Regions from separate parts of the Mus musculus genome. Here region 1 is linked to region 2. A link is a contact called in ENCODE Hi-C data. All regions are on one chromosome and are shown on one strand. Each heading gives the region's core, a stretch centred on a gene start or an enhancer-like site at or near the end of the contact. The rest is flanking DNA. Distances are from core to core; before and after follow the strand shown. Region 1 holds the start of Hoxd12 (homeobox D12). Region 2 holds the start of Dlx1 (distal-less homeobox 1).

The links. A loop is a pair of places that touch in the nucleus more often than their neighbours do.
Region 1: a loop to region 2 is called in a map of left cerebral cortex, with 9 times the contacts of the local background. The contact joins the promoter of Hoxd12 here to the promoter of Dlx1 in region 2. A Hi-C loop is called at or near these places in 4 of 37 maps with a recorded cell type or tissue (ES-E14, heart and left cerebral cortex).

What each region holds. Positions count from the first base shown.
Region 1 is chr2:74,673,704-74,678,003 of GRCm38, forward strand. It overlaps Hoxd12 (homeobox D12), which reads left to right and starts at 1,310. Exons shown (of 2, transcript NM_008274.3): 1 at 1,310-1,951; 2 at 2,111-4,002. The coding sequence starts at 1,384. The coding sequence ends at 2,349.
Region 2 is chr2:71,527,702-71,531,981 of GRCm38, forward strand. It overlaps Dlx1 (distal-less homeobox 1), which reads left to right and starts at 1,744. Exons shown (of 3, transcript NM_010053.2): 1 at 1,744-2,605; 2 at 3,256-3,455. The coding sequence starts at 2,293. It also overlaps Dlx1as.

The DNA.
Region 1 (4,300 bases), core at 60-2,559, 3.1 Mb after region 2:
CCACCTACCAGAAAAGAAAGTATGGAGTCCCAATTCCTGAAAAGGAGGAAACTCTAGTAATGCCCCAGGATCCTTAGACTTCCCCCACCCCCACCCTCCTCCCGCCCCAGAGCTGGAGGAAGAGGACGATTGCGTCCTGAGAGCCGCCCAATTGGTCGCCGTAACTCACACAATAAAGTCCCAGCGAGGTGGTCAGCCTTGCCCTCCGGCGGCGCCTGTGTGGTCTCCTTGCCAGAGCTGGGGGCCTAACCAGTTCCAGCTTGGCTCATGGACCATGGGTCCTGCTTTAGGCTAGCGCGGGCTCCCACAACACAGTCTCTTGAGGAGAAAAGCCTTATTCCCTCTGGACCATCCAGAAGGCCCTGCCTCAGGGGTTAAGCACACTTACTACACACACGGAGCGTTGCCTGTTTTGCCCAGACAGTGAACCCGCAGCGGCCCGCGTGCCTGGAGGCACCGACAAAAGAGACTCAGCTAGCTGATTGTTCCTGTGCGACTGTGCCTCCTCAGCCAGGTGGCTCGGACTTTTCTGCCCCTCCAACTCTCAGTTGGACGGCTAGGAGCTTGGCTAGTAGGGAATAGTCACCAAGATGACCCCAGGAGAGAAAAGAAATGTAATTTTTCACAAGATTGGCTCCTCGGACTGCGGAATTGCCTGAGGGGACTGGATAACAACGCTATGAGCACAGTTCCTGGGAACAAATGTCAGGAACAGCGTGAAGATTCCTTAGGTACCACACTTGAGCAGTTTGTGCCGCCTTTCACCTTTGTTTGGTCAACCTCTTGTATTGTCTGTGACCTGGGGCTACAGGGTCAAGTGAATGGGTCCTTGCTGCCAAGTGCCTTTGGCAGAGACCACTTTAGAGGCCCTTTCTATAAAAAAGGATTGGTTGCTCAGATCCAGGAGCAGTCCGTGCCACTGCCAGCTCTTCTCCAGTCAAGCCCAGGTACCCTTATTGGAAAACGTCTGAATTGCAACTTAAAGTTTGTAGACGCAAAGCCCGGCCCAGGCAGCCTGCGAAATAAGGGCTGGGAAGACTAACCCAGAGCAGGAAAACTCCCAAGAGACACTTGGGCAAAGGCACCCTCATCCCAATGTCACCGGCTCCTGAAAGAGGTCTGGAAACTTTCAAGGGCTTCGCCCTCCCTCAACAGGCTTTGGCTCTGCTAGCAGCCTCGTCCTTCGCCGTCGAACATTGAGTGTTATCATAATACCCTGAAAGGGGGTGGGGGTGGGGACGGGTCGGGGGATGTAGGCGGTGCTGAAATGACCGGCTTTGAAGAACCTGCAGGCAAAGTTTTGTCCAATCCTCTGAGCCCGTCCTCCTATTCCGGGTTGTAACTAAATACTGTTGCGAGCACAGCCGAGGCCCTTTGTTGGAGATGTGTGAGCGCAGTCTCTACAGAGCTGGCTATGTGGGCTCGCTTCTGAATTTACAGTCACCGGACTCTTTCTACTTTTCCAACCTGAGAGCCAATGGCAGCCAGTTGGCCGCGCTTCCCCCCATCTCATACCCTCGCAGCGCGCTGCCCTGGGCTACTACGCCCGCCTCATGCACCCCTGCGCAGCCTGCCACCGCCTCTGCCTTTGGAGGCTTCTCTCAGCCTTACTTGACCGGCTCTGGGCCAATTGGCCTGCAGTCTCCAGGCGCCAAGGACGGACCCGAAGACCAGGTCAAGTTCTATACGCCTGATGCGCCCACCGCATCTGAGGAACGCAGCCGGACTAGGCCGCCCTTCGCCCCCGAGTCTAGTCTGGTTCATTCGGCTCTCAAAGGCACCAAGTATGACTACGCGGGTGTGGGCCGGACCGCTCCAGGCTCTGCGACCCTGCTCCAGGGGGCCCCCTGTGCCTCCAGCTTCAAGGAAGACACCAAAGGCCCGCTCAACTTGAACATGGCAGTGCAAGTGGCCGGGGTGGCCTCTTGCCTGCGATCTTCACTGCCCGACGGTAAACAGTGCCCATGCTCCCCCAAGCCAGTTTAGGCAGGGACGGGAGGTGGGGTGTCAGGGACAGTTGGACAGGGAGGAGACCCGCCAGCAGTGGTGAACGTCTGTGGGGCGGGCAGTTGATCTGAGCGAGCTGACATGGGTCGGGGCTCTGTTGCAGGCCTGCCGTGGGGGGCGGCCCCGGGGAGGGCCCGCAAGAAGAGGAAACCCTACACAAAGCAGCAGATTGCGGAGCTGGAGAACGAATTCCTGGTCAATGAATTCATCAACCGGCAGAAGCGTAAGGAATTGTCTAACAGGCTGAACCTCAGCGACCAGCAGGTCAAAATCTGGTTCCAGAACCGGCGTATGAAGAAGAAGCGGGTAGTGCAGCGCGAGCAAGCACTGGCCCTCTATTAGCTGCCCACGGGGGCCTGAGGCCTTGCCAAGCCTGCCCTTTTGGACCAAGGCCTGGCTGTGGAGGAGGTGTTGGGGCTGCAGATTTCCCTCCCACTCCTCTGGTCCTGGGCGCCCTTCGGCTCAGTCTGTAGCTGAGGAACCAGGAGGAGATTTGGAGATGAGGCCAGTGGAGCCCCCTTCGCTTTCAGCTCTCTTTGGGACCCTCCTGAGAGGTGTTTGGGAATTGCAATCTAACACTGGCTTTAAACATTCAGCATGGTGTCTGGGGGTCACCTGTCCTTGTCTATGATGTTTACATCCGGGGCTCACTATTGAAACACTGTATGAGGGTTTGTTTTTTCCGGTTTTCAACGTGTTCTTTTTCTTTTTCTTTCTCTATCCAGCTCTTTCTGCATGAAACAGGAGCCTAGCTAGAGCTCCGGGTATAAGTGCAGGTAGAAAGGCCCTGAGACCCCGCTGCAGTGCAAGGGGCTGGGGATAACTCTAGCCCCTTCGCAGCAGAAGCCCTTTGTGACAAAGCTGGGCTCTCCACTCTGCAGGAAGGAAAGGGCCTGATTCCACAACCCCCATCTGCCCTGAATGATTTGGGAGGACAAAAGCTACCCTAGACCTTCAGACTTGTGGGGGGGGGGGGAGGAAAGGATACCCTGGAACCTCAGCGCTTCAAAGGTTCTCCTGCTGAGTAAAACAGGCTGGAAGATCTCCTTCTCAGAGACAGGGAGAGAAACTGGGACTCCAAAACAAAGTATGGTCTCTAGACTGTCATAATTCCCCTGCTCCAGCCTCACCTATCCCTGAGCCAAGGCCAAGCACTCTGTAACTAGATCCCCAGAACTGAGCTATGGGTGAGGGGAGCTGCTGGCCTGTTTTGAGGCTTGGCTGCACAGGGAAGAAAGAAGAGTAAGCGAGGCGGAGGAGGATCTGCACTCTGTAACCACGACTCTCCTCTTGAATGAATGAAGTTATCCATATGTCTGTCTTTCTTGAATTTCCTTAATGTATCACCACAGGAAGAGACCCCCCCCCCAAAAAAAATGCCTCCTTGAGGAGTCTGAAGGGTGGGAGAAGAAACCTCTCAGATTCTCAGACTGTAGTTGCTGCTCTTGAAGGACAGAAAACCAGCACTTCTTCCCCATCCTCTCCACCACCCACCAACTCCATCAGAACTTAGCTAGGGTGTCTCTTCTCAGAGACTGGTGGTCAGCTCTTGTAAAGCTTTTAAGGCCCCAAGCCCTGCCAGGTTTACCTTGAGAAACCTAGGTTTTCTGAATTGTGAATGAAGTTGCTCTACGCCTGTTATAGAATCTGTCCAGCCTCATTCCCAGTGAATTCAACTCCGCCTTCCCCTACAATCTTTGCCTCTTCTTTTGAGCTTTAAGCCCCACCCCCAACCTTTAGCAAGATGCACAACATCCCAAAGGCTCATGATTCCTTCCCCAAGTCCAATGGCTTTCCTTTAGAGAAGGTCTCCAGGAACTGGACCTCGAAGGGCATCTCACAAGGACCTTTGAGCCTCGCCCCAACTGACCTCGGTTGGTGTGTTAAATATTATTTCCTGTGCTAACAGTTGCCGTTTATGTTTTGTTTTGATTTTGTAAAATAACACTTCCCTGTATATATTAGCTTCATAGTGAAAATAAATATCCAGATCCCAGACAAGTTGTTAGGGGGCTGATGCTCATTTTTAAAAGATGCCTTAAATTCTTTTGTAATCTTTTTCAGGCTCTCAAATTCGTTTTTTTGTTTTTCTCCACTTGAGGTTTCAACTCTGGCCTTTGCTGTTCATTAAATGAGAAAATGGCTTCCCAGACAGTCAGGAAACAGCTATATATTTTTTAAAAGAATTATAGACAGAATATGTGTGAAATATTCAAAGGGGGAGTCCTTGGGCAGATGTGGTTGTATCTCAAACACAAAGCAAACTAAAAGTTTGTAGACTAAGGATTCTCAA
Region 2 (4,280 bases), core at 494-2,993:
AGTTGGTTGGTGTTACAAAGCCTCACCTTGTGGTTTGGCGATTAAGGAAAAAACAAAAACAAAACAAAAAACCTTTCAGGCGATGGCAAACCCTTTATTGGTTTACGAATTTTGGACTGTTGTTTTTTGTTTTGTTTTTTTCCTCTTTCTTTTGTTTTTCTCTTTTGCTCCAACCAACATGCTGCATGAAATGTTTCTGCGCACAGCCTCATGCCTTTAATCAGAAGAGGAAATCTTTAGGCAGGAGCTGCTGCTGAAGGAGAGAGAGAGAGAGAGAGAGAGAGAGAGAGAGAGAGAGAGAGAGAGAGAGAGAGAGAGAGAGAGAATGAGAATGAATCCCCTGTACTCATATCTGTAACGACATCACCGATGTAATTTGTTTTGAATGTTCATTTTTATTGGTGTTCCCTCTGCCAAAATGTGCTTGATTACAGAGGTCTCCCTGTGATCACTGTGCACTCCAGATAGGGGAAGGTGCCGCGGCGCAGGTTCAGCTCAGGCCAGATCAAATCCCCGGGCTGTTTAACGCTGAAAGGCTGCATGTTGCTATTAGTGTTAAATATATGGCTAATTATGCGTATGAAAATTAAACATCAGTGTTATGCTAATGGGGCGCCTTCAGCTGCGGATCTGAGCACTTGAGACTACCATTTAATCAAATGAATCAGTAACTAATACGTGTGCACGTGTGAACTTTCACAAGATCATTTCCCCCGGTCCCCGTCACACCGCTAAATTATGAAAGAAATAATTATCAACACTTTCTAATTACCTAACAAAGTAATTTGGGATTCATCGTGGGGCTGGCGGGATTGGGAACCAACAGTCCCTAGCAACCAGCGTAGTTTGCGCCACGCGAGGTGGTGTGTGGTAGTAGTGGGGGGGTGGAGTGCGAGAGAATCTTTTGTGCACTTTTCAACACTTGCACCCAGATGGTAGACAGCGCGCTTTGGCAGCTCTTTCCTTCACCAGCTTCCCCACCTCACCCCCGGGCCCGGAGGCTCCAGCTTTGGCCACTGGAGGTGAGGAAGAGATCGGGCGACAGAGAGGGGCATATCTAAACACAAATATTCAAGCCTACCACTGATCAGGATTTGCTGAGGGTGTCGGTGTCTCCCTAGGACTCCCAAACCCCAAGTACTCTGGCCAGACCCCAGGAGGTCGGAAAATGACCACCTGGCAGGAGTTCGATGCACCAGCCACCAGGCGACTGCGGGCCCTCAGGACTCCACGCTGAGCCGCGCCCTCGGGGCGAGTGAGCCCGGGGCTCGTGGCTCAGGGGGAGTGGAGAGGGGAGGGGGAGGCAGGAAGGTTGGGAGGGAAAGGAGGGGGGAGGCGGTGCGGCCGCCTTTCCTGGGTGGAGAAGCGTGGGTTCCTGGCTCTCCACGCGCACTGCTTTGATCAGACCCGTGCAGCCTCGAGCTGGAGTGGCCAGCTGGGCCTGGAGAGATGCGAGCAAGCCCCTGGGAACGGTGGCAACGGCGGGGCGGCGGCCGAGTGAGTGAGTTGGGCCAGAGGGCCCCCAAACCCAGATCCCCGGGATGTGGCCGAGAGAACCCCAACCTGGGAGGCGCGGCCTGGAGCGCGCTGAGCTAGGCACAAGACGCTCAGAAGGACCGCTGGCTGCAGGCTACCTGGGTTGTCGCCCAGTGCGCGACTCCGCGATCCAGAGACCGCGGCCGGACTCTGGAGCGGCGCTCCGCACCGGACTAGGTGACCTCAAGAAGAAGTGGTCCGGGGTCCCAGGCGTTGGGGGCGGGCGAAGGGTGGGGACAGCAAGGGGGAGGGCGACGGCAGGGCGCGGCTGGTTGGTTTCTGGGGCGGGAAGCGCGCGAGGGAGGCGGGAGGCTGGAGTCGCGCGCCTTCGAGGTTCCTGCGCGGACGCCGCAGCCCATTGTGCGTCCCGCTCCGCGCGCTCTGTTGCAGAGGAGCCCCGGCCGGGACGTGTGGACCGGATTCTCCCCAGGCCGGGCCGCGTCGCCCGCTCTAGTCCAGCCGAGCCCGAGCTTCTCGGACCAATCCCCGGTGATTATGCAAGAGAGCCGACCAATCAGCTCCACCAGCTCATGAATATTTATGACCTTGGCTGAGTCAAAGCTTTGAACCGAGTTTGGGGAGCTCGGCAGCATCATGCTTAGACTTTTCAAAGAGACAAACTCCATTTTCTTATGAATGGAAAGTGAAAACCCCTGTTCCGCTTAAATTGGGTTCCTTCCTGTCCTGAGAAACATAGAGACCCCCAAAAGGGAAGCAGAGGAGAGAAAGACCCACACCCAGACCCCGCGAGAAGAGATGACCATGACCACCATGCCAGAAAGTCTCAACAGCCCCGTGTCGGGCAAGGCTGTGTTTATGGAGTTTGGGCCGCCCAACCAGCAAATGTCTCCTTCTCCCATGTCCCACGGGCACTACTCCATGCACTGTTTACACTCGGCGGGCCATTCGCAGCCCGACGGTGCCTACAGTTCGGCCTCATCCTTCTCCCGACCGCTGGGCTACCCCTACGTCAACTCGGTCAGCAGCCACGCGTCCAGCCCCTACATCAGTTCCGTGCAGTCCTACCCCGGCAGCGCCAGCCTCGCCCAGAGCCGCCTGGAGGACCCAGGTACGTGCGCTTGCCAGGGACAAGGAGAGAAGGGAAGGAGAATAGGAGAGAGGGGGAGAAGGGGAGGGGGAAAGAGAAAAGACAAGAGAGTGTGGGGTAGAGAGGTGGGTGGGGGTGGGGAAAGCGCGGAAGTAGTAGAGGTTTCGGATATCAATCTGTGGATCCTTGTCACTGAAAAGAAAAAAATTATAAGTCAATTCAATTTACAACTGTCCAGCAAAGGATAAATCCGAGCGCGTCTCCTGGCACTGGCTGGGCCTCTGGGCCGCTCGGTGCGCCGAGCACACAATGCCCTGCTGGAAAACAGAAACCCACATGTGCACGTATTAGTCTCGGTAATTATTTATTGCGTAGCGCTATAAACAATGTATGCAATTAAGGGTAATTAAACCTCAACTACCGCCTGCAAAAAATAGCAAACTTTCTCTGCAAAGGCAATAGCTGCGCTCTTGGGAACGACCCAATTCTGTCTGCAGCAGCCAGGGACGTGCGCTCGGACCTTGAGGGACCTTCGCAGTCTTTCAGGGTTTCTTGAACGTTCTTTTCCGGACCCTACTTCTGCCAACCCATCCATAGACATTCATTCTCGTCCCTCCTCACTAAAGGCAGTGCAGCATTAACAAGGGTCTCTGCTTCTGTTGTCCCTCCAGGGGCGGACTCCGAGAAGAGTACGGTGGTGGAAGGCGGCGAGGTGCGCTTTAACGGCAAAGGGAAAAAGATCCGTAAACCCAGGACAATTTATTCCAGTTTGCAGTTGCAGGCTTTGAACCGGAGGTTCCAACAAACTCAGTACTTAGCTCTGCCTGAGAGGGCGGAGCTGGCGGCCTCCTTGGGACTCACACAGACGCAGGTACCTGGCCGCTCTGCCAAACAAGCCTCGGGAGCTGGGCTCCAGCCCCAGGCTTCACATTTTTTGTTCGCTGGGCCTCTGGTTCTAGGTGTCACAGTCCGCCCCCCAACCCGTGTGTGTGTGTGTGTGTGTGTGTGTGTGTGTGTATCCACCTCTGACTTTCAGCGTCTCCTCTTCCTCCCTCAAACTGTTTGCCCTAGCTCGGACCCTACTCTCTGACCTGCAGGCTACCTGGTCTTCTGACCAGGCAGGGAACTGGAAGGATTTCCCCAGACGTTTTGTTTGGAGGTTCTGAGGTCACACGTGCCTGAACAACTGGAACAATAGAAGGGGGATTTAATCTTCCTTAGCCTTTAAAGTGTGCCACTAATCACTCAGGTCCTGGGCCTAAGCCTGCTTCCCCCACCTCCTTCTTCTTGCGAGGTGGCAGAGGCAGATCCTTCCCTCTGGCCCTTCACTTCCCAAGTTCCAGATCCTTAAGAAGAAGGGGGAAAAAAAAAGTGAGATTTTTCTTTTTTCTTCCTGCACTTCTCTAAGACCCTGGGCAGTTCCTAGGCATTCGAACGAGGGCCAGTCTGTCTCTAGATTTAGGTTGGAGCTGGGGAAAGCAAATACACCGTTGGGGGTGGGGGGGAGAATTGGTTTGAGTCTAAAGAGTTTAACAAAGACGCTGTAGCCTCTTCCAATAGTCCTACGAGGAAAGGAGATCTAATTTTAACAAATGCCCCCGCCCCCCACCCCGTTCCTATCTAGGTTTTAAATTTTCTTTATTGTTATTGCATTGTGCTGCATGAGGTCTTCCATAAACGTCGCCCAGGTGGCATC